Linked DNA regions of Homo sapiens: region 1 is linked to region 2. Evidence: read pairs that join two places in POLR2A ChIA-PET (ENCODE). Cell type or tissue: Panc1. All regions are shown on one strand. Links, peaks and the distances in the headings refer to the core of each region. The heading gives the core; the rest is flanking DNA. Region 1 holds the start of NCOA7-AS1 (NCOA7 antisense RNA 1). Region 2 overlaps HEY2 (hes related family bHLH transcription factor with YRPW motif 2).

The links. ChIA-PET counts read pairs that join two places held together with the same protein. Peaks named below come from ENCODE experiments on the same cell type or tissue, not always from the same donor. Only the 100,000 strongest peaks of a DNase experiment are listed, where the experiment ranks them.
Region 1: POLR2A ChIA-PET joins it to region 2 with 12 read pairs; 5 of 35 experiments call an interaction of 5 or more read pairs at or near these places.

Annotation. Positions count from the first base shown.
Region 1 is chr6:125,811,445-125,823,947 of GRCh38, forward strand. It overlaps NCOA7 (nuclear receptor coactivator 7), which reads left to right. Exons shown (of 16, transcript NM_181782.5): 2 at 3,847-3,960. The coding sequence starts at 3,911. NCOA7-AS1 (NCOA7 antisense RNA 1) reads right to left here and starts at 7,414. Exons shown (of 3, transcript NR_126386.1): 1 at 7,366-7,414. RefSeq lists an enhancer at 6,639-7,140 and a silencer at 10,439-10,733. In Panc1, for the core only: no CTCF peak of the experiment used is centred there; no DNase peak of the experiment used is centred there; H3K27ac peaks cover 1,538 bases.
Region 2 is chr6:125,754,787-125,767,289 of GRCh38, forward strand. HEY2 (hes related family bHLH transcription factor with YRPW motif 2) reads left to right here. Exons shown (of 5, transcript NM_012259.3): 5 at 4,331-6,483. The coding sequence ends at 5,016. Among named protein-coding and RNA genes, the nearest start is that of HEY2, 11 kb to the left of the region's middle. In Panc1, for the core only: CTCF peaks have their summits at 4,495 and 4,694; no DNase peak of the experiment used is centred there; H3K27me3 peaks cover 1,464 bases.

The DNA.
Region 1 (12,503 bases), core at 4,654-9,653, 57 kb after region 2:
TGATTAAGTGCCTTGCAGTAAGTTATAGGTGATATATGAAATAAGCTCTTTAGGGGAGAGGAGCGCACACAAGTGGTCAGGGAAGGCTTTGAAGTAGAATTGGGCCTTGTCAGAAGGAGGAGCCTAGCAAGGTTGCCTCGTGCCTGAGGAAAGAGTGAGGATAAAGGTGCAGAGTTGGGGAGACGCCCAGGGGGTTCAAACCACAGTGTGAAACTGAGCTCATGAGAGTTAGACACTCAGCCGCCATCTTTCCTTTTTCTTCTTTCTCCTTGCACTCGAATTCTTGAATGAGTACTAACTACCCCAACTCATGGTAGCATGGCTTCCACTCCCAATACGTCACTAATGCAGTCCCGTTGGAGGTCCTCAATGACCTCCCTGTCCCAGTGGCTAGGTACATGTGCCTTAACTTGCGAATTCTGTGCTGCAGCATTGGATGTTGTTGACTCCGGACTACTTTTTCTAGCTCATCTCCAAATGCTTTCTGGCTCCAAAGGTTATTGAAAGACACTGGAGTGTATACCAGACTGGATTTAAATTGCTGCCGCACCACAGCTAGTGCTGTTGAATTAAGGAAATTAATTAGTACCTCTCAGCATCAGTTTAATGGAAATAAGGACATCTAAATCATAGTGTGGTTGAAAGATAAAAAGATAACATAGGGATAATATGTTGAAGTAAATGGCTGTTGGTAGGCAGGCATCAAGATTAGTTCCCTTTCCGTACCTGGTAGCCATGCTTTCCTTGCCTGAGTGTGCCTAGCCCCTTTCACTTCTATCCCTTTGCTCTGGCATTCCTACTTTCTGGAATTGAAATCCTAACCACTTTACCCATTGAAATCCTAACCACTCTGAAAGGTTTATCACCTCAAGCAGAATTGAACTTCACATCTTTTGGATTCTTACTTAGTATTATTCATTGGACAGCCCCAAGTTACTACCCTACAGTTTAGTTATCTGCACAGTCATATTTTCCTGACTGGATGGAAAACTCTTTGAGGGTGAAGCCCAAGTCAGGGATGTGAAGATAAACTAGTAAGAGCTGAGACTGTGTACTCCCATGTTTCTGTACAGGGCTGAATGAATAGTTGTCAGGCTTCCAAGGTGATCTCATCATCATATTGTTTTTTCTCCTTTTCTTCCTAACCACAAGCATATGCTGATAATTTCTAATTCCTTTCCTCTAGCCTTCACTGCCCTTCTGTGCTTTCAGTGTAATCAAACGTCTGGTGAATGTCTCCAACTCCACTATCCCATAGCCGTCTCAAAGGCACAATGTCCACAACCGATTTCTTACCTCCTTCTGCTCCCCTGTCCTACATGCAGCCTGCCCTTTTCATGTATATTGTACTAGATCTTCGGTGCCGTAACCCACGCAGTTCCTGAAGCAGAAACTTGGAGGACATCCTTCATTCCTTACTTTCCTTGTTATCTACACTGCATGACTCATCAAATGTCAACTCATCAGTCTCCTAAGTATTTCTTGAGTCCATCCCTCCTCTTTCTATGTCAACTACTGCTGCCTAGTTTTGGGTGCTCCTCCCTCAATTAGTTTGACTGTAATTTCTTTTTAATGAATCTACTTCACCCTGTCCTTAAATCCTCTCACGTCAATCCTCTACCTCTGCCGTCTGATTATGCTACACTCCCTCATGGAGAACCCTCTGGTGGCGCCCTTCCATGTACCTTGGGGATGAGAAAATTAGTTTTATCTCATGGACCAGCTCTGATGGATTTGGTAATGGCTCTGCAAATGCTGCCGCTGGGTTCAGCATGAGCAATTGATGGCCTCTGACAAGGTGCAGTGAAGGGGGTGGGCTGCACATAGCCAGCTAGGATTAAGTCCAAGCTCCTTAGAGCAGCATACAAGGCTTTCCGTGACCCAGATCCTGCCCATGTCTTCATCCTCAGCTCACTTTACCCTGGAACAGAAGGGAACAATTTTGTCTTCTTGCTTTTGTTCAATTGAAACCTGCTTGCTCGTACCCTTTACCTGGGAAATGCAATTTTTTTTTTTTTTTTTTTTAGACGGAGTTTTGCTCTTGTTGCCCAGGCTGGAGTGCAATGGAGTGGTCTCGGCTCACTGCAACCTCCGCCTCCCAGGTTCAAATGATTCTCCTGCCTCAGCCTCCCAAGTGCTGGGATTACAGGCACCTGCCACCACGCCCGGCTAATTTTTGTATTTTTAGAGAGATGGGGTTTCACTATGTTGGCCAGGCTGGTCCCGAACTCCTGACCTCAGGTGATCCACCCACCTCGGCCTCCCAAAGTGCTGGGATTACAGGTGTGAGCCCCTGCGCCTGGCCGGAAATCCATTCTTAACCTACAACCTTAGTGTGTGCTCAGGATACCTGGGGTGGGCCTTGCATAGTGTTAAGTGTTATTTGTTTTTAATTGGCAAATAGAAATTATATATATGTTTTTTTAATGATATTTTGAAAATATACATTAGAAAATGGCTAAATTTAGCTAATTAAGTATTCCTGAGGTCTATTTTTCAGCAGTACATATCACATTGTCTTGAAATCCTAAGTGTCTCTCCTGAAAGACAATATATACTGTTAGAGCAAATATCATGTCTTTATCTTTGACCTCTGGGACTTATCACACTCCCTTTCATGTAGTATGTATTGTGGATTAATTTGTTTATTGAATTGAAATGAATTAGTAAATAATTTTGATTGTGAATACACTTTGCTTTATTTATTTATATTTACTAATTTTTTTTTGAGACAGAGTCTCCCTTTGTTACCCAGGCTGGAGTGCGGTGGTGCCATCTTGGCTCACTGCAACCTCTGCCTCCTGAGTTCAAGCGATTCTCGCGCCTCAACCTCCGGAGTAGCTGGGACTGCAGGCGTGCACCACCATGCCTGTCTAATTTTTGGTATTTTTGGTAGAGATGTGGTTTCACCCTGTTGGCCAGGCCGGTCTCAAACTACCAATCTCAAGTGTTCTGCCTGCCTCGGCCTCCCAAAGTGCTGGGATTACAGGTGTGAGCCACCGCACAGCCTGCTTTTTTTGATTTAAATTTGATAGGTGAACAAACTATTGCTTCAGGGTGAAAGGACAAATTTTAGGAATGTTAGTGCTCTGCAGAAATTTAGACTGGTGAATCACTGAATAAGTAGACAATTGGAAATTTTTGAGCAGGGGAGTGGCATGATAAAAGTGGTATTTGAGGAAGCTTGATCTGGAGACAACCTTTTTTTATATTATAGGCTTAAGCCACTGCTGGCAAGCGTGGGTGAGGGTCGCAGGGGTGGAGAAGAGGGAGACGCAAGGGTTTAAAGCCATGCTGAGGAACAGCTTCCTGTGTCTTTGTACTTTCATTTCCACATTTGCTCAAGTGGGATGTACTTGCTGGCATGTTTCCGAAAATAAAATAGAGTGCTGAAGTTATTTTTATTTTTTTAAAAAAACATTCTTGTAAAACACCTAAGTGAGCCATTTTACATAATTATCTGAGACATATGCCTTATTAATTGCTTGGGAAGAGTGATTATGAGTTCAATTTTTTTTTAAATAATTAGCATCTACATAGTTAGGCTACAATCTTCCAAAGTCAGTGAAGGTTTTTATTTTGGCATGTTTTAAAATAGTTGTTAGTTGTGAGGAAAATACTGCAGTTTGGTTTTCCATCAGGTTTTGCTTTATAGTTTAACATCTCCATTCTGATTGTAGTTTCTCCCATGGACATTTGCATTTCATATTTGACTCATGTGACTGTTTCCTGGTTAAAGTTTATTTTTCATTTGTTTTAGTCCATGTAGTTCTACTCCATTTTATTTTTCACATTGGCCAGTGTAAACTTTTAAGTTTACAGTTGCTTTGTTATCTTTTCTTACAGGGTTACGACTCACTGATTAAAAAGAGGGACTTTTTCAAATACTTTGCACTTTTGATTGTGTATTATGGATACCAAGGAAGAGAAGAAGGAACGGAAACAAAGTTATTTTGCTCGGTAAGCATTCATTTTACAAAATTGTTATCAGTACTTTAAAGAAATATTTGAGGGGACTTTGTCCTCAAGTATTACTTCGCATTTTGTGTTTTGTGCTTGTTCATAAATAGAGCAGGTAACCAGGAGAAGTAAACTATACTTTGCTTCATCCATTTTATTCATATTAGAGGAGTGTAACATTTGGTTCTTCTCTTTCTAGCTTTGACACTTCTCTCAGGCCAGTGTTGCTCAGCGAATCCAGCTGTCATGCTCTGACCTGCAAATTGCTCCAAATCCCATGTTTAGCAACCTACCTTGAATTTTAAATCCTAAGTGCTTTGTTCCTACTGTTCTGTAGCTTAATAGGTTGGACTATAACTGAAAATCTCTGACACATTTAAAGCTTATCACCTTGTGGGGAGTCTATTACTAAGAAATATTTTTGTAGGTAGGTGAAATGGGTGAAATTATATTTTTGAATCAGAGTCATTTTTAAGGCTGGAACTTGTCCAACATAAATAAATTTGTTGATATCTGAATAGAAGTAATGTAGTATATGATTGGTTACCATTTACAGATTTAAATGTCTATGTGGCACTCACTAAACATAATAAAATGAATTATATGCTAAACATTTGTAAAACATTTTGATAAGCCAGAATGTTTTCAGACTCAGAGAACATAGGCTTAAAAACATTATGTTTCTCCTAAATTGAAATACATGTTAAGAACTGAATTTAGCCTCATTCCATCCCCAGTCCCCAGGCTGTGCTCATTAGAGATGCATTTATTATTTTCTAAACATGAGCCTTGGAGCCAAAACCAAAGTTTGTTGTTGATGTTTTTATCTAGTAATTAAGCTAGATTTTAGGTTGATAATGGGAAAAGGACAGAAACAATTTAAGGACCTACTATGTACTGAGTGTTTTACTTATTATTTTAATTGCCTTCAAAATAAATCTATGACATCGGTTAATTTATCTCCATTTTACCAGTGATGCAACTAAGACTCAGAAAATATTTTGTCCATTTCATGCAGCATAAGAGTCAGTATTAAACATAAGGCCATCTCCAAAAGGCATGCTCCAGTTAGGAATAGTAAATCATGAATAAGGTTTTGGGGAAGCACAAGTTAAACTACCAATTGTAGTAAAATATTTTCTGCTATTATGACTACAGAGAGTAACCAGATTAGGGAAGGAAGACATCAGGCATCTAATGGATGAGGCACCAGAAAGATAGGATATTTAGAATAAATAAGATCTCCAAAGTTTTTATTTTGAGATAATTTTAGATTCACATGTAGTTAGTTGTAAGGAGTAATAGATACCCTGTATTCTTTATCCATAGTACAGTATCACAACTAGGAAATTCATATTGATACAATCCACCAGCCTTATTCAGAGCATTCATTGTATGTGTGTTTGTGTGTATTTAGTTCCATGCAGTTATATCACATGTAGATTTCTGTGGTCACCATCAGTCAAGATACAGAACAGTTGCATTAAAAGGATCCCACATGCTACCTTTTTGTATCCCTACTCACTCCTTCCATCTGCCTGCCTCCTCTGACAACCACTATAATTTGTCATTTCAAGAATACTAGGTGAATGGAATCATATAGTATGTAACCTTTGGCATTTAGCTTTTTCTTCCCTTCAGCATTACTCCCTTGACATCCCTCAAAGCTGTTGCATGTATCGATAGTTTGTTCCTTTTTATTGCACAGTAGCATTCCATAGTATGGATGAATCACAGCTTTTTAGTCATTTACCCATTGAAGGGCATTTAGGTTGTTTCCAGTTTGGGCTATTTATGAACAAAGATGCTAGATGCTACAATCATTTATGTACAAGTTTTTGTATGAGCATGAGTTTTCATTTCCCTGAGATAATTGTCTGAGAGTGCAATTGCTGGGTCAAAAGATAAGTGTATTTTTAGTTTTATAAAAAAGTGCAATACTCTTTTCTGGAATGGTTGTAACATTTGACATTCCCATCAGCAAAGTCTGAGTAATCCAGTTTGTCTGCATTGTCATTTGGTGGTGTCAATATTTTTTATTTTTATCTTAGCTATTCTGATAAGTATGTAGTGATATCTCATTATGGTTTTAATTTGTATTTCCTTAATGGTTAGTGAAGTTTAACATTTTCATGTGCTTATTATTAGCCATAGTGTATCTTCTTTAGTGGCATCTCCTTTCCTATCTTTTGCCCATTTTCTAATTGAATTGTTTAGGTTTTTACTGTTGAATTGTACACATTCTAGTCTTTTGTTGGATATGTGATTTGCAAATATTTTCTCCCGGACTGTAGTTTGTCTTTTCATCCAGTTAACAGAGTTGCAGAGCAAAAGGTTTTAATTTTGATGTGGTTCAATTTATCAGTTTCTCCTTTTATGAATTGTGCTTTTGGTCTGAATTCTAAGATCTCTTTGCCTAGCTGTATGTTCTGAAGATTCTCTCCTGTTTTTCTTTTCTGAAAATTTTATAGCATTATGTTTTATATTTAAGTCTGTGATCCATTTTGAATTTATTTGTGGATAAGATATGAGTTTAGGTCAAAATGGTGGTCATGCTTCTCCTCCCCTTCCTCCCCGTCTCCCTTCCTCACCTCCTCCCTTTCTTCCTGCTCCTCTTCCTGCTCCTCTTCCTCCTCTTCTTCCTCCTCCCCCTTCCCGCTTCTCCCCCTTCCTTCTTTCTCCCACCTCCTCCTTCCTCCTCCTCCTTACTTTCTTCTTCTTTCTTTTCTTTCTTCTTCACTTGCCCTACATAGTGATTTTAAGAGCTATAGTGCCTTCTCAGCCTGAATCCAAAGTGATTCCTGTAGTAAAGGTAACTGCCGGTTCATGAACAACCTGCTCAATGTTAACCTCTTCTTGTTCCTAAAATGTAGAGTCAGGGGAGCCCCTGAAACTGAGAATACAAACCAAAACTGTTCTGGAAGAGCAGCACAGTTTTTTCAACTCAGAAATGTAAAATTGTCTTGCTTATCATGACCTCTTCTGAAAAGTATTCTAAAAATGAAACAAAAAACGTATCCTAAAATGCTGAAATGTGATCTTGGGAGCATAGGGACAGTGGCACAAGGATGAAATCAGTGATGCTCTTAAGACAGTAAGACAACATGATTTGTAACTAGGAAATGAGAGAGATGGAGAGAGGAGAATGGAGAGAAGAGGGGGTAGGAGCAGGGAGAGAGAGAAAGAGACAGAGAGAGAAACACTGACTGACAAACCTGTAGTTTAGCTCTTACAATGCAGTGGAAGCCAGAAATGGTCAAGCTATTAAAAGCAAAAGGCAAACCAAAGAGAAAAGAACCCCCTTCAGCCTATAATCAGAAAAGAGCCATCCAAAGTTATACATCTTTTCAAATGCCTTCTGACTTAACTGTGGAATTACCATGTGGAACTAGCAACAGAACTTACTTGAAAGCTGGTTTCTGACAATGTAGAGCAGAGTTCTCTGGAGCAGCGTACTTAAGGGCAGTCCAAGCAAGATCTCTGGAGAGAAGGATAAAATGTCAGGCCAAGGGTGAGGCCAAACTGATGCAATCTCAGTTTTCTCTAAACTAAATTATACCACCTTACATAAATCTCAACTGGTGTTCTGAGGAAGTCAAAAGGAAGATTTACCCTGATGCTGTGCCTGCTGCCACAATTACATATCTGAAACCCTAAAAACTGCTTTTTAGCCTGCTTCCCCCTTCCACCTAGGAAAAACTAGGAACACCTAGTTTTTCCTCCTGAGTAGTTAAATAGCCAATGTTTTCTTTGTGTGCTATCTTATCATGTGGTTTCATAATCGTTGTGTGACTGTGTTTGATAAATAGTCCTTTGCCAAACCTGTTTTGTTGACGTTTCGCTCTTTAACATCAAAATAGAGTTTAAAATACCCTATTTTAATAATTTTGGATTGAAATTAGTGATTTGAGGGTCACCCAGTCTTTCCTTTCTTATAATTTATCTTGAAATATGCCTGTGTAACTCTAAATAGAGGGGTGGATTAATACTGCTACTAGATAGAGTAATTCTGGATAAGACCTGATGAATTTTTTGGATTTTCTGACCCTGGTCCAACTGGTTTTCAGGTGCTTCAGGATAGTTTTATAACAGTTGTTAAATCTAGATTGAATGATTTGTGAAACTTTTTCACAAATGGTTTTGCAAATAATTTATATATGCAAAATTAGTATATGTCTATATTAATTTCTTGATCCCTGACAGGTCTTGAAAACCAAATGAAAAACTGAATTACTAAAGCAAATTATACTTTCTGTACTATTTGTACTGTGTACAATTTATGCTATCCTCTGGGGTGACTATCATGTGTCATTTGTTACACCCCTGCTGACTCTTCCTTCCCCTTGTAGTTAGAATGCAAAATTTTCTTTAGTATTGCCATACAGGGCTGTCTTCTTACACACTTGCTTGACATTATTTGGCTTTTGTGATTTCCGAGTAGGTCCTTGTATGCCATTGGTTGAAGATTCTTTGAAAGCATTTTTTCAGGATCAAGCGTTGATTGAAGATATCCAAAATACATCTGTAGTTGAACCAAATGGTGTTTTGTGGGAGGTTTACTTTTCCCCTCTGATAAGGTGTGAGAGCCTGGGAGTAAACAGTGAGTAATATAGACGAAGACACAGACTGGGTGTTCATGTAGGTCCCTTGTTGGCTCCCACCTCCCCTATTCCCTGGTTGTCATGAAAAGCAGAACTGCTGCTCCCACCTCCGCTTTCCTCTTAACCCAGCCTTTCAGAGCAGCAGTAGGAGCCAGCACCACCTCTGTCATCATTCTCAGTGACAAAGGATGCAAAGTGTAGAACATTTCTTAGCTCCCATCTCCAGCCTCTGCCCTGGCAATTCTTCACCCTTGAACCTCTGACCCACAAGCAGAACACCTAGTGTTTGCAGTTCACTCCAGTGTATAACCTCTGGCAAGTCTTCTAAGCTTCCTTTACCTTACATTTCTTCAGTTGTTAAATGTTGCTAAAAATAACCAACTAACAAGATGCTTTTGAAGAAGGAGACATCCCAACCAGCCAGAACTGGAGAGAAGCTCAAATGGGACCCAGCAAGGAGGGCCAGAGCTGAACAGCTGGTCCCCTTATTCTCTTTTCCATGGCAGAGGAGATTTGAACCCACTGTATAGCTTTCTCTGTTGTGTGAATAGTACACTTTGTAGCTTTCGTGTTCAAGTAAAATGAAACCAAGATGGCTATGAAGATTGAGGGTAATATACGAACAGTACCTGATACAGTGAGTACTCACACATTCCTTTAATAACAAATCATTCCTGATCTTACTTCTGTGTCTACCTACATCTTCACCTAATTTTCATCTTGACCTCCCACTTTCAGCCCATGAGCTGCTCCTGTTGTTCAGATCAGGGAAGAAGGAACACTTAACGACAATCCAAATTGGAACCATATCATTTCCCAAAGATACTTTGCTATAAGCACAGTTAGTTAGGTTCTGGGATATAATGAAGTGGAGTTATATAGTCAAAGGGCCTTGAGAAACCTAACAGTCTTTTATTTAACAGTTGGACCCTAAGCCCATGAGGTGAAAGGGTCCATGATAGGCTGGCTCTATCCCAGGGTACTTTTAGATATATTAATTGGTAATCAGAGCCTCACCACTTGAGTGGCTTGATGAACCGTCATGTCAAGCGGCGTGCCAGTGATACTGGCCCCCTTGGTCCTCAGAGTGGCCAGGCAGGGATTGGGTTTGTCAGAGACCTGGGCTGGTCATCTTTAGCTATGATCAGCATCTTACCCCAGGGATGAGTAGAAGTATTATCATCTTTCTGCATGCCTTGATATGAAAAAGGCTTTTGTAAAAAGTGATCCAGATTATCTTCATACCAAACATCTGATTTAAAAAAAGTTCATCCCTAAATATAATTTGACTGCTATGATAATTTATACTCAAAGGGGTTGAATAACTTCACTGAGATAAGATAGGCGTGTCAGGATTTGAACTCAGGTCTTCCCTTCTCCATCCAGAGCTTATGCTCTGCAGTGCTGCCATGTGCCCCTTTAGTTGCAAAACGGGGCTTATAGAACACAGGTCACCTGACCTGCTGCTACTCACAGTGTGGGTTGCATAGATTTCTGTGGGCAGTCTTGACAGCTGAACATTAATTTACACCAGTGTAAATTAATTTGGAGAAATGCATCATAGGTTCTAAAGGTCTAACTTATAAGCGACCTTTTCAAAAATAATTTGTTTATAACTTGACAACATCCCATAATCCATGTCTTATCAACTTATTCATCTATAATATGGTTAATGTCAGAGTATTAACCTACCAAGACAATAGGAAGCAGGCAGTCTGTAATACTTCACCTGTGTAAGTCAGGGTGTTGCATTACAGTGATCCACTTTACTCCCTAAGGTTGCATGTTGTCTGAAAAGAGCAGTTGCCCATGATAGAAATGAATGCAGAAATAATTCTGTACAAAAAGCCTTCCTTTGTCCTCTTGGTCAAATACAGAGTCTGAGGTCCAGTGGAAGGCATCACGTGGATGGATCTGGGTGGTTGATCTGCAGCACTGGTGGAGCACAAAGTGTTATGCTCCTTGTCTCCAGCCCCACAGAGGCAACCTTTGAATCCTAGGAAGCAGCCATCTCTTTGTGGTGTGCCAGTGCCAAGAATGATTATACCACGTGGGTGGAGTGGTGTGATGTGAACTCTTGCCCTTTCTTTAATTAACTGTAGATTGTTTTTTCCTGCTGGCCAAGGGCTGTTAGAGATTTATCATCTTAAATCATCTTTAGTATGTCTGGCATTTGAGGAGAAATTTATTGCCCATTGTTGGATTCAGATACTCAGTCATAGCACAGTTTTAATTGTGTTGATACATAAAACGCAAATAGAACAGTTTTAAGTACTTGCTAAATGTTAGCTTTATACTTTTTTAATATTTGGTCATTTTATTTTATCAGTTTCACTATGCCTACTGATTCTAATACACGTTAATAATAATAGCAGTTGTTGGAACTTTATGAAGTAATTTCACAAGCATTCTGTTTATCCTTAAAATGATCCTACAAATAAATATAAATGCAGGTAATGAATCTGTTGTTCAGGAGGTGAAATAACTTACCCCAAATCACTTAGCCTTTAAATGGAGGGCCTGAGCCCCAAATCCCTGTCTGCTGTGTCTGTATCTCTGAGTGTTATTCTTCATGTTACCTCAGTTTACATTGCACTAAGTATTAGTGTCTACTTTGTCTGAAAGGGGGATTAGAACATGTTGTTAGGGCCAAGCATGGTGGCCCATGCCTGTAGTCCCAGCACTTTGGGAGGCTGAGGCAAGCAGATCACTTGAGGTCAGGAGTTTGAGACCAGCCTCACCAACATAGTGAAACCCCGTCTCTACTAAAAATACAAAAATTAGCTGGGCATGGTGGCACAGACCTGTAATCCCAGCTACATGGGAGACTGAAGCAAGAGAATCACTTGAACCCAGGAGGCAGAGGTTGCAGTGACCCGAGATTGCTCTACTGCCCTCCAGCCTGGGCGACAGAGTGAGACTCCATCTCCAAAAAAAAAAAAAAACAACAAAAAAAAACATGCTGTTAGCATCATAATGTGATAAATAGAAAAAAAAAATTATATATGGGCATGGAAGGAGAATGTTACAGTTGACTTTACCAGAAACATTGGATTTCAATTTCAAAGCGCCATCCACCTGAGATGAAGCGATCCACAGCACTGCTCAAGGACACTCTCTTGCATGATTTCCATAGCTCTTATTTGTTTATTGGTTTTACAGTCAATCCCCCCGCAAATGGACATCTGGAAGGTGGAGACTCTCCAATCGTTCATTATTCTTTCAAGGGGCCTATTCAATAGTGGTTGGCATACAGCAAGTGTTAAATACTTGTTGATCAACTGACACAATATTCAAAACAGTTTCTTTAATGTAGGATATAAATGGTTTGTGAATTTTAATTTTTATCACTACAAATTTTTCAGTATTCAGCAATTTTATTAATCTTAAAAATATTGAGAATATTTCAAAACCATTTTCTATGAAAAAGCTGCTAGTACCTTATTTGACAGTATTACAAATTACTAACTAAACTGTTGTATGAGCCGTGATGTTAAGGCTTATATTTTGTATTTTCTCATTTGAGTTCAGACCAGGCAACTCTTAAGTGAGTATTTACAAATTGCTTGACATTCATTACTGGGAAAAATATCCATGGTCAAGTTTTATCTGCTAATGTTTTCAGGAAATCATTAACTTTTTCCTAAAGATTAAAAAAAGGCTTATAAACATTTAGCCATTAATAGTTAGACTCATGCTTTTTGCTTCGTTTTTGAGGAACAGGCTAAGTTACTTAATTCTGTGTAAAATACTACAAGCTGTGGGTTATAACCCGTTAGGGTCTCATGAAATCAGTTTAGTGGATAAGAAACAGCATTTTTTTTTTAATGGAACAGAACAGAATAGATTAGACTGGACTAAGCTGGACTGAAATAGAAAATATCAGAATGTGTTGTATGTAGTAAGAATAAATATTTGTTTATGAAAATTGTGTTTTAAATG
Region 2 (12,503 bases), core at 4,265-9,264:
GGAGTAAAGCTTCATTCACAGCAGCCTGGTCAGAGATTTGTTTAGGACTTAAGAAGCGCATGCTGGAATCTGTACAGAAAGAACAAAAAACAAACACACAAACATCCAAACATAAACAGGAGGTTAGAGGTAATCCTTTTCTCCTCCTTCTGCTTCTTTCTTCCTACTCCTTCTCCTCCTCTGTCTTCATTAAATGAAGGCTAAGACTGAAAATAATTCAGCTATTCCAAAGGAATTGACTCTAGAGTTATTTTCATTATTGTTTTCAGATTTTTGCTTGGTCTTGAATTTAGACCAAACAGAACAGTTGAAGTGCAGGTAGGAAGTCTCTACACCAGAAGCCATTAATGGAGCAGAGTCATTCTTGGGGAAAGCAAACAGGAGCAGGCACTCCAGGTCCAGGGCCCTAGAGAGGTGTCCTCTGTACTGGATAGTGACTTAGGGAGTAATTGTCGAGGTGGTGAGAGAGGATCTCATCTCATGCTAAAAACAGCCTTGAGATCCTAGTTCACTCAGATTTCATTATCCCACTTACACATCACAACTCAGACTTGATTTTGTTCCTCTGAATCTTTTTCATCCTTCAAAGAATCCTTTGATATTCACCTTAGCCAAGGGTGTTATTCAGTATATTTAACAACTGAATAAGGAGAAGGTATCAGAAGGATTTAAGGGCTCCAACTAAATCCTGAAGGCCTCCCGGTGCTCAGCATTAACCTTTTACTACACTGTATACGGGTCCTAGATCAGGGCAGAGGCAGGACATTGGAGGGAAGCAACTGTTACCAATATTTAACTCCTGTATGGCCATACCATTGAGGATCTCTAGAACATCAGCCCTGATCTTAACCATCTTTTTCCTGCGTCTAGTAGGGAGGGAGGGTAACCATTGTACAGAGAAGCCCCAATGGGTTGACTTTTCCCAGATTGTACCTTCTCAAGGAACCATCCTGAATGATGGCATGAAATGCAAACATTCTTACATAATAGAAAAGATAACTGGATTAAATCACAGAAGCCAATGATCCAGCCTAGCTTGACCACTGCTGTGCCTCTGACCTAAGAAAAAAGTCTGGGCTGCACTTTGAGGGCTACACTAGCAGCATGAGCGCCAAGGGCCCCTGCAGCTCCATGATTCTGTCTCTACAACTGCTACCTCAGGATGTTAGGATACTGATTGAATTAGTCATGCTACAAGAAAATTTGTTTGATTGCTTTACTTCCCTTAGCATTGTTAGCCACAAGGCTAAGTTTTCTCATTAGGGTTTCAAATATTTGGCATGAGCTGTACTTCTAAAGAGTAATATTGTTCTTAGGCTTTATTATAAAAACTAAGTTCCATCTTGGTTGCTATTCTTGGCCACCTAGACAGTCCTAAAATTTGTCCCAGAATAGTTTGTGAACAGATATTTCCAAGTAGGCTCCATACACGTCACCTGACTGTCAGGCCATTGAAGAGGTCATTGCACTGGAGAATGGCCTTCAAGAAGGGAGCTGGCGGCTGGGTGTGGTGGCTCATGCCTGTAATCCCAGCACTTTGGGAGGCCGAGGTGGGCGGATCACCTGAGGTCCAGAGTTTCAGACCAGCCTGACCAACATGGAGAAATCCCGTTTCTACTAAAAATACAAAATTAGCTGGGCATGGTGGTGCATGCCTGTAATCCCAGCTACTCAGGAGGCTGAGGCAGGAGAATTGCTTGAACCCGGGAGGCAGAGGTTGTGGTGAGCCGAGATCGCGCCATTGCACTCCAGCCTGGGCAATAAGAGTGAAACTCCATCTCAAAAAAAATAGAAAAAATAAAAAGAAGGGAGCTGGCTGTTTGGGTTAACATTGTAAAAGAATACCAACTGCCTCATAGTGCAGTGGTGAAGGGCATCGTATCTGTAGCTGGATTGCCTGATTTCAAATCCTGGTTCTGCCACTGATTAGCTCTGTGACTTTGGGCAAATTACCCCCTGCGAGCTGGTCCAGTTTTATCATCTGTAAAAAGAGGACAGTTGTAGTGTCCATACTATATAACTCATAAGGCTGTTACAAGTTAATTCACTTAAGGCCGATAGAATAGTGCTGGTGTAGAGGGAGTGGTATGGACATGTATGTTACTGTTGGCCCAAGATCCATTCACAAAAGGGAGCTACTTATCATCATTTCCCTCTGAAGTCCACAATAGGATAGGAATTGCATAATTTATATTCCTTTAAGATATAACAGAGAGCTCAGCCATATATGACAACATAGCAGGCAAACCACAAATTTCAATTACTTCATGACCAGTAATGAAAATTCTTAGAAGCTCTTGGGGCTCCAATTCTGTTAGTTCATTCTTTATAGTCTGTCTTGGTATGACAATAGTATCTAGAGAGGATTTAGTAGAATAACCTAAGTTTCGAAATCCCTCTGGATTTCTGGACTCTGTCTATTCTATTCATTACCCCCGTCTTTCTCTCATGGGAGTCAGAAGTCTGCAAAGCCCTACAGAACCCTGAGGACCAAAATGTGAAATCTTTCCATGAATACCTCTTCTTCAGGAATAGCTTTTCATCCTAATCCAAGAGGCTCTGTTTGTTAACTATGTCAGAGTCCTGGGATGATAACTGTTTTTGCTGCTGATCTTCCGTATTTCATGATATTCTCTTGGTATCAGCTTTGTACTGCTGTTGTTTCTGTTTTAGTAGTGTATATATTTGCCACAAATATCTTTTGGGAACTTCCAAATCGTTGGAATTTTAGCTTTAGGACTCTTAATATATGTGACTACTATCTCCAAAGTTCTTTGATTACAGATTAAGATAGCCAAATTTTTAATAGGTGATGAATAAACAGGTAATGCTTTGATCAGCAAAAACATAGATAATGTAAATGTTTTAGATAAAAATAACTGCTGGGTGTGGTGGCTCACGCCTGTAATCCCAGCACTTTGGGAAGCCGAGGCAGGAGAATGGCTTGAGTTCAGGAGGTCTAGACCAGTCTGAGCAACATAGCGAGATCTTGTCTGTACTAAAAATCACACAGATTAGCCAAGTGTGGTGGCACATGCCTATAGTCCCAGCTACTCAGGAGGCTGAGGCAGGAAGATCACTTAACCCCAGGAGATGGAGCCTGCAGTGAGCTGTGATTGGGCCACTGCACTCCAGCCTGGGTGACAGAGTGAAATCCTGTCTCAAAGATAAATAAATTAATAAATAACCTTATTTGAATGTGATATTTCTTATTCATGTATATACACATCCCCAAAATGAATAGACCAAACTTTTGATTTGGAAATTACTTTTTAAAAAGTTGTAAATGAAAAATAATCTGTTTTTATATACCAGACGTCACTCATTCAAAGTGGGCAACATTTCTCCATATGTCTGATTATTATTGTGCCCTACATGCCCTACATGGGCACTCCAATAATTAGACATTATTATTTTCTATTCTAATGTATTATCTTCAGACAGAGACTCAGATAAATGTGACCAAGCTCTAGCCATTTTTATGGTAGTAACCATAGGTATAGGAGTGCATGCATATACACTGACAAAATTAATATACATTTTTTTTCTTGGGTGTATGCTAGAAAAATGTAAGGACATATATTTGAACTTCAGATAAACTAGGCGTTGACATATAGTATTTTCATATCAGGAACTTAGCCTTATATTACTGACAGAAATATAAGATCTTCAAGTAAGAAACCAAATTTTTTTTAAAAACTCATTTTGTTTTCATTAAATTTTTTATACAAAGTTATGACAAGATGGTTTCACTTTGTTGATAAAAAACATTGTTAGTCAAGAAGCAGTTATGAATTTATTGCGATTCTAGCACATTTCTAAAGTCCTCAAGCTGCTAAGATGCACTTGGCATCTCTGTTAAAATGCCAAGAGAGTAAAGATGTTTCAGATAAGCCCTTTAATCTCCAACTCATGTGACAGAGACAGAGAGACTGGAACTCTGTATTTCCATGAAAAAGTTTCCTGGAGAATTTCACTATCCCACAATACAAAGGGAGAGACCCCATTTCTTTCTCTGGAAGTGTTTGAAACGCGGATGTTCTTAATTTTTTTCCCCACTGTGATATTTAGCTGCAAGAACAACTGTAGCATATTGCATTGCCAGAGTTGTCACACATGTGAGTGGCAAAGTATACTTTCTTAACTTCTGCAAAAAATTAAAACCATAAATAGCTGGCAATATTTCCAGAAAGGATTATCGTTCCACTTCAGTCTTCTGAAGGACAGAGTGGAACATCAGTGGGTGGTTATTGTTGACTATACCATTTTCTCACCCCTACCTCCCGCCCATCTCTCTCCTGTTCCCTACTTTGCTCAAACCCACTTTTAGGCTACTTTGACGCACACGCTCTTGCCATGGACTTCATGAGCATAGGATTCCGAGAGTGCCTAACAGAAGTTGCGCGGTACCTGAGCTCCGTGGAAGGCCTGGACTCCTCGGATCCGCTGCGGGTGCGGCTTGTGTCTCATCTCAGCACTTGCGCCACCCAGCGGGAGGCGGCGGCCATGACATCCTCCATGGCCCACCACCATCATCCGCTCCACCCGCATCACTGGGCCGCCGCCTTCCACCACCTGCCCGCAGCCCTGCTCCAGCCCAACGGCCTCCATGCCTCAGAGTCAACCCCTTGTCGCCTCTCCACAACTTCAGAAGTGCCTCCTGCCCACGGCTCTGCTCTCCTCACGGCCACGTTTGCCCATGCGGATTCAGCCCTCCGAATGCCATCCACGGGCAGCGTCGCCCCCTGCGTGCCACCTCTCTCCACCTCTCTCTTGTCCCTCTCTGCCACCGTCCACGCCGCAGCCGCAGCAGCCACCGCGGCTGCACACAGCTTCCCTCTGTCCTTCGCGGGGGCATTCCCCATGCTTCCCCCAAACGCAGCAGCAGCAGTGGCCGCGGCCACAGCCATCAGCCCGCCCTTGTCAGTATCAGCCACGTCCAGTCCTCAGCAGACCAGCAGTGGAACAAACAATAAACCTTACCGACCCTGGGGGACAGAAGTTGGAGCTTTTTAAATTTTTCTTGAACTTCTTGCAATAGTAACTGAATGTCCTCCATTTCAGAGTCAGCTTAAAACCTCTGCACCCTGAAGGTAGCCATACAGATGCCGACAGATCCACAAAGGAACAATAAAGCTATTTGAGACACAAACCTCACGAGTGGAAATGTGGTATTCTCTTTTTTTTCTCTCCCTTTTTTGTTTGGTTCAAGGCAGCTCGGTAACTGACATCAGCAACTTTTGAAAACTTCACACTTGTTACCATTTAGAAGTTTCCTGGAAAATATATGGACCGTACCATCCAGCAGTGCATCAGTATGTCTGAATTGGGGAAGTAAAATGCCCTGACTGAATTCTCTTGAGACTAGATGGGACATACATATATAGAGAGAGAGTGAGAGAGTCGTGTTTCGTAAGTGCCTGAGCTTAGGAAGTTTTCTTCTGGATATATAACATTGCACAAGGGAAGACGAGTGTGGAGGATAGGTTAAGAAAGGAAAGGGACAGAAGTCTTGCAATAGGCTGCAGACATTTTAATACCATGCCAGAGAAGAGTATTCTGCTGAAACCAACAGGTTTTACTGGTCAAAATGACTGCTGAAAATAATTTTCAAGTTGAAAGATCTAGTTTTATCTTAGTTTGCCTTCTTTGTACAGACATGCCAAGAGGTGACATTTAGCAGTGCATTGGTATAAGCAATTATTTCATCAGTTCTCAGATTAACAAGCATTTCTGCTCTGCCTGCAGGCCCCCAGGCACTTTTTTTTTTGGATGGCTCAAAATATGGTGCTGCTTTATATAAACCTTACATTTATATAGTGCACCTATGAGCAGTTGCCTACCATGTGTCCACCAGAGGCTATTTAATTCATGCCAACTTGAAAACTCTCCAGTTTGTAGGAGTTTGGTTTAATTTATTCAGTTTCATTAGGACTATTTTTATATATTTATCCTCTTCATTTTCTCCTAATGATGCAACATCTATTCTTGTCACCCTTTGGGAGAAGTTACATTTCTGGAGGTGATGAAGCAAGGAGGGAGCACTAGGAAGAGAAAAGCTACAATTTTTAAAGCTCTTTGTCAAGTTAGTGATTGCATTTGATCCCAAAACAAGATGAATGTATGCAATGGGATGTACATAAGTTATTTTTGCCCATGCCTAAACTAGTGCTATGTAATGGGGTTGTGGTTTTGTTTTTTTCGATTTCGTTTAATGACAAAATAATCTCTTAATATGCTGAAATCAAGCACGTGAGAGTTTTTGTTTAAAAGATAAGAGACACAGCATGTATTATGCACTTCATTTCTCTACTGTGTGGAGAAAGCAATAAACATTATGAGAATGTTAAACGTTATGCAAAATTATACTTTTAAATATTTGTTTTGAAATTACTGTACCTAGTCTTTTTTGCATTACTTTGTAACCTTTTTCTATGCAAGAGTCTTTACATACCACTAATTAAATGAAGTCCTTTTTGACTATTTTTTATGTGGATGAGTTGCTTTGCAGAAAAGTTTCCTTCCACTTTCTATGTGGAAAGTCAACATGAATTTCAAGAGGTCTTTATTTACTAACGATCCAAGCTATGGCTTTTCTTTATGTCTTTCAAAATCATTTGATATAATTCACAGCTTGCCTGAAAATAACATTTATCTGAGCTTGTAAACTAAGCATAGGCAGTAAGATACTTGGAGGCAAGAAATAATCAGTTTCCTCTGCCTTTTATTCTTAACTACAGTTCTTGGCAAAGTGCAAATTCAAGACTTCCAAATGGTATACCAAATATAGGATAATAAGCTAGAACATGTCATACATGTTGTAATTCAAAAACATTTGTAGAGTGTTTTAAAAACATCACATACATACATGATAGGCGTGTACATACGTCCTAATGATAAATCCCTTGTGCTTCAATGACAATTTCTTTTGTTGCTGTGGAGATTGTATGGGTATTGCCTCTGCTTCAGTGAGGCCTAAATAAACCATCATAGAGCTCCTGAAGCTATTGGGCCAAACAACATAAAAAGAATGAAAGTGATTTTTATTATGCTTATCAATTTGTTCAAAGGAAAAAGGAGGGCTTTTATATTCTGGTTTTGAAAAATCCAGCAAGTAGTTTAATTTCTGTCTGTAAGTGGGTAATGAAAAGGTCGAGGGGAGGCAAAAGCAAATCACCTTGTTTCTTGTGTCTATAAGCCTTGTGGTTCTTATATTTTCCAGCTGGCTCTAATAGAATGAGGTAGCAAATAAGAAAATTGATTTCGTTGTCTTAGGTGTTTGCTTTATAATCATGATTTGTGGACAACAGCCATATAATTTTTACTTTAAGATCTAAAACCTGAATGTATTCCTATTGTAATGTCAGCATTCAGAGAACTTCTTTTCCTTTTTTGAAATGTAAACTTTTAGAGATCAGGAATTTAAAATTTATTTGAATTAAATATTTTAAGATAAATTCCTTTCCTTCCTCCTTCCCTCCCTTTCTTTTACTTTTTGTTTTTTCTTACATTTTTTATTGCAGGTTATATATGTATTATTATTTTTCTTTTTTCTTTTTTTTTTTTCTTTTTCAAGACAGGGTCTCACTCTGCTCACTCTGTCACCCAGGCTGAAATGCAGTGGTGTGATCATGGCTCACTGCAGCCTTGACCTCCGAGGTGCAGGTGATCCTCCAACCTCAGCCTCACGAGTAGCTGGGACCACAGGCATGCACCAGCACACTCGGCTAATTTTTGTATTTTTTGTAGAGACAGGGCCCTAGTATATTGCCCAGGCTGCTCTTGACCTCCTGCGCTCAATTCATCCATCTGCTTCAGCCTCCCAAAGTGCTGGGATTATAGGCATGAGCCTTCATGCCCAGCCAGATTATTATTTTTCAATTCCACTGACTAAAATATTTGCAAATGAACTTGCAACATAGTTAATAAGAAAGTGTTCCTAAAGATAATCGTTGTCAGTAATTCAATCATTTCAAGTTAATTATGATCAATGTTTCATATGATCAACTTGTAGCATCACATCTCACTGTTTATATTAACCTGACCACCGGAGGTTGCCATCTCCCATCCAAGTGTTCTGTGAAGGTGGTATTCCACCATCAGATGTGGTAATTCTCATGTTTGCTACCAAAATAGAAAAAGAGTTATACCCTTTAAAGTTATTTTAGGGAAAAAGAATTTTCAGGGTTTGATTTATTGATGGTTGCTTTTATTTGTGTAAAAGTCCCAAAATTAACTCAAAGGATTTTTAGTAAGATAAAAGGAAAAAGGTAACACTTTTAGAAATTTGTGTTTTTCCAACTGTTTAAAGCTATGTGCATGACTAATTAGAAATTTTGTTTAAAGTTCACGTCAGTGAGCCAGAAGGTATTTTTTTAAAATAACTGTTATGTGGCCCAGCATTGCACTGTATATGTTGAGTTTTGCATGGTGTATAGTAGCACATCAAAGTACAATCCTATAGACTGATAGTGATAGGTATGGCTGCCACCCTAGCTATTCACAGGGGTTCTCAAAAGAAGGAGGTGCACTAAAAGTGACAAAAGGAGATTCTGGGAGCTAGGGGGAGGAGGCTTTTTGCTCTTCTTTGGATATTTTACTATCACAAATATGATACTGCATTTTTGAAGAAATATGAGAGACCTTTAAAGTGATGTTGAAACATTAAAAAGTCAAAATATATATATTTTTTGAGACAGGGGCTCCCTCTGTCACCCAGGCTGCAGTACAGTGGTGTGATCATGGCTCACTGCAGCCTCAACCTCCTGGGCTCAGGTGATCCTCCCACCTCAGCCTCCCAAGCAGCTAGGGAAAAGTTCAAATATTAACCAGAGAGATGGCTCTCCTATGCACCTGTGCATAGGTATTATCAAACATAATGAAGCCTTTTGGATTATCTTTCTTATATATTCAAATTGTTCTTTTTGCCAATCATTAAGTTACCACAAAGTCAGACTAATCACCTTAGGTAACATCATGAGAAAGCAATATGATTTTAGAATTCTATATTTCCGTGAGTCTAAGACTCCATTAGTTACAAGATACACTATTGGTTGAAGATCAGTTTTTAAAGAAAAAGAACCACTACAACATAAATTTACACATTGACCATAAAACTTCCTAATTGCTAGAATGTAAAAAAAAAAATTTCAATGGCATCTCGGATTTTAGGCAATACAATAACACAGTATTGTACTCCAATGCAATTTTAGAAATTCATGGCTAGAGTTGTACATAGATTAAAATGTGGCTGTTCTAGCTTACTTTTAAAATGTCTCAATAAGATAGAGTCCTACCTAGTAAAATCAAAGAATCTAGATTGACTTTGTAAGCCTAATGGTCTAAAGATAGATGCATTTTTTAAACTTTTTATTGCCCAATGGGACTGCTTCTAGTTGTTCTGCTGCATTTTACTGAAGAATGGAGTTTGACTTCCCCTTATAATTCTTTTAAGATCTAAGCACTGACTGAGGCTGTGAATATTTCAGCAACTACAACAAAGCATTGCAGCAAACATGACATCATAAACTGTGACTATAGCTCATATTATTTGGAAGGCTAAATCTTTGAACTTGGTTGGGAGATCTTAAGAAGAAGAAAAGCCCCTGAGCTTACATAGACAGTCTTGCGTGAGGGGCCAGAGGCAGACGGGAAATGGTTCTCTAGGCATGAGGTGGTGCTTTTTCCCATGGCTCCCTTACTTCTAACTTCAAAGGAAAGGAAAGGAAGTGGTCAGGGAATCTGCTCTGACTGTGGGAACCAGTACCCACTGTAAGGTGCAGGTCTGAAAAAGAAAATCAATTATGATACTAACTGCTAATACTGGTCAGTTGTTCTCTATACTAAGCCCCATGCTAAGTGCTTGAAATCTGTTTCTTCATTTAAGCCTCATAACTGTCCTGTAGAGTAGATAATAGTTTACTTACTTACATATTAGGAATTGGAGAATAAAGCTTAATTGTCCAAGGCCATTCCTAGCAGGTTGAGCTTTGAGTTAAACTATCTGAAAACTATCTGATACTTAAATTCATACTTTTGACCTCTAGGCTGTGGCTTTTGACACTGCTTTTTTGGTCTCAGAGTTATCCAGACTCCCCCAGGATTTCAGCCTGCCTAGGATCAGTTTGGACTAAAGATGACAGTAAATCCAGCTACAGTATTATCGTAAAACCACTTCCATCTCACTCTTTTAATATATGAAAGGATGAAAAAAGGAATAACTCCACTTTATAATGCAACATAAAAGGGAAATTATTTTTGGCAGTTCTCTAGTTTTAACTCAACTTTCAATCAAGTCACACGTATCTTTTCTTCATCTATGAGCTTAATCTTTAAAGGCTACCAAAGAAAATTCTATCATCTCACTCAAAGTGGTTGACAAAGGTGTGGCAAAATGGTGAAGTATTAAGGTACTAAGCAAATTGAGTTTGAAAAAAAAAATCATTTCCAATCTTCCATATCTAAAAGATAAGAAATTGTTGTTGTTGTTGTTTAGGGAGAATGCTGGATTATTCTGAATGTTTATACACCATAGGTCCATATGCCATAAAACAAAATTCTTCATTTGACCTATGAAGACCTGTCCAGTAACCCATTCACTTTAATAATTCTTGTTATCAGAAAGGGCCTTTTAACTGACCTAACTCTTCAGCCTAGAGTTAAAGAATGTTTTTGATAGCAGTTAACAGTTAATACGTGTATAATTTTTCAAAAATCTTATGCCCAGAGACGTTTTTAGATGCCTCTAAGTTCTTAGCCTTCTATAAATATCTGGTTTTCTTGACCTTTGTTGTCATTCTGTTAGTGTGTGGAAATGAAGAGATTCATGCATATGAAGTGTGACATGGATGTAACAGAATGTATTATAAGTTTTTTTAAGGGGTAGAAAGAGGTTGAATAACCTTGGCACTTAACTCTAAAGTTTCTTGTATCAAGTTTGCATTGTAAGTCTTGTGTTTTCATTACAATGAAAACAAAGTCACATTTTCTCATGCAGAAGAAAAAGTATTTTGCAAAGAATGGCTATTATTCGTAATGTTTTACTTGTATAAGTGTAGTAATAAATTATGACTCTGAACACAAATGAATATCTTAGTTGCATTAACCCCTCCTTTCCTGATTATAAGCTATCAAGATGAACAGGATTTACCTTCCTAGGTCTTTCAGCACTTCTTTTTTAACCTTTTTCCTTAATTGCAGAGAACCTAAAGACTTTTTTTTTTCTTTTTCCACCAAAACAATGTGCCTGGAGCTTTGCATAGCTCTGTTTGGGTAGACTTTCCCTTATGCCAGCAATGACTGGCTTCTTTCCCTGTCCTAACCAGTCTGTCCCAGCACAGCTGCATCAAATTGGCTTGTCTGGGATCTGGCAAGATGATGGAGACGTGTTTGCAGTCATGAGGGCAAAACACAGAGGCACATAGACCATGACTCTCATGATAACACATTTCTGTCCCAGGCACAAGCCACTCTTAAATGAGAACTAAGCCAGTCACATTTTGATCTTACAAGCAGCCACTGTTAGATTTATTTTATTGTTTTGACATCTTTCTGACAATGAAAACATAAGCATAAAATAGTACAAATGGTTGGGTGTGGTAACTCATGAAAACTCACGTGCAAGCCGAGCACACATGTGCCTGTAGTTCCAAGTACATGGGAGGCTGAGGCAGGAGGATCATTTGAGTCAGGTGTTCAAGGCTGCAATGAGCTATGATTATGCCACTGTGCTCCAGCCTGGGTGACAGAGGGAGGTCCCATCTCAAAAACAAAAACCAAAAAGACCTGTGCAAGCTGGTGACCATCAGATAAGCGAGATGAGGGTATGGCCAAGCTCAGGGGAAAAACCTTGCCTGTGGTAACACGTCTTTTACTGATACTTGGAAGGAAGCTTGAGAGGCTGTTGGGCCCATCTGAAATATATTCATGAGTCCATCACTGCTAAATCATTAAACAGATTTAAGGCATATGTGTTGCATCAAGAGAATAGGCTTAAAACACCAAGTGCCTCCTGACCAAGATGATCATGGGAAACGAGTCTCAGTGCTCAACCCATGAATTATCTGGCCACACTGACCATTTCTCATACCAGAGATACTTTTTTGATGCGATCCTCAAACCCCAAGGATTCCCAAGAGTGGGAGCCACAGACAAAACAACACAGGAACAATAATTCGATATAAATGCATTTAGCCACTTCTCCAAACACCAAGATGCAGCAGACAAGACAATCCCTTTGCTCTGGATATCAGGAGCTTGGACAAAAGAAGAAACAAAGTTCACAAATTGTTTGTCTTTAGGATATGACACAGTGAGAGAAGTGGTGAAAGTTATTTGTTTGTTATGCTTAAATGTATAGTTTAAGAGTTAAAATTCCGGCCTGGCGCAGTGGCTCATGCCTGTAATCCCAGCACTTAGGGAGGCCGAGGTGGACGGATCACAAGGTCAGGAGTTTGAGACCATCCTGGCTCACACAATGAAACCCCATCTCTACTAAAAGTACA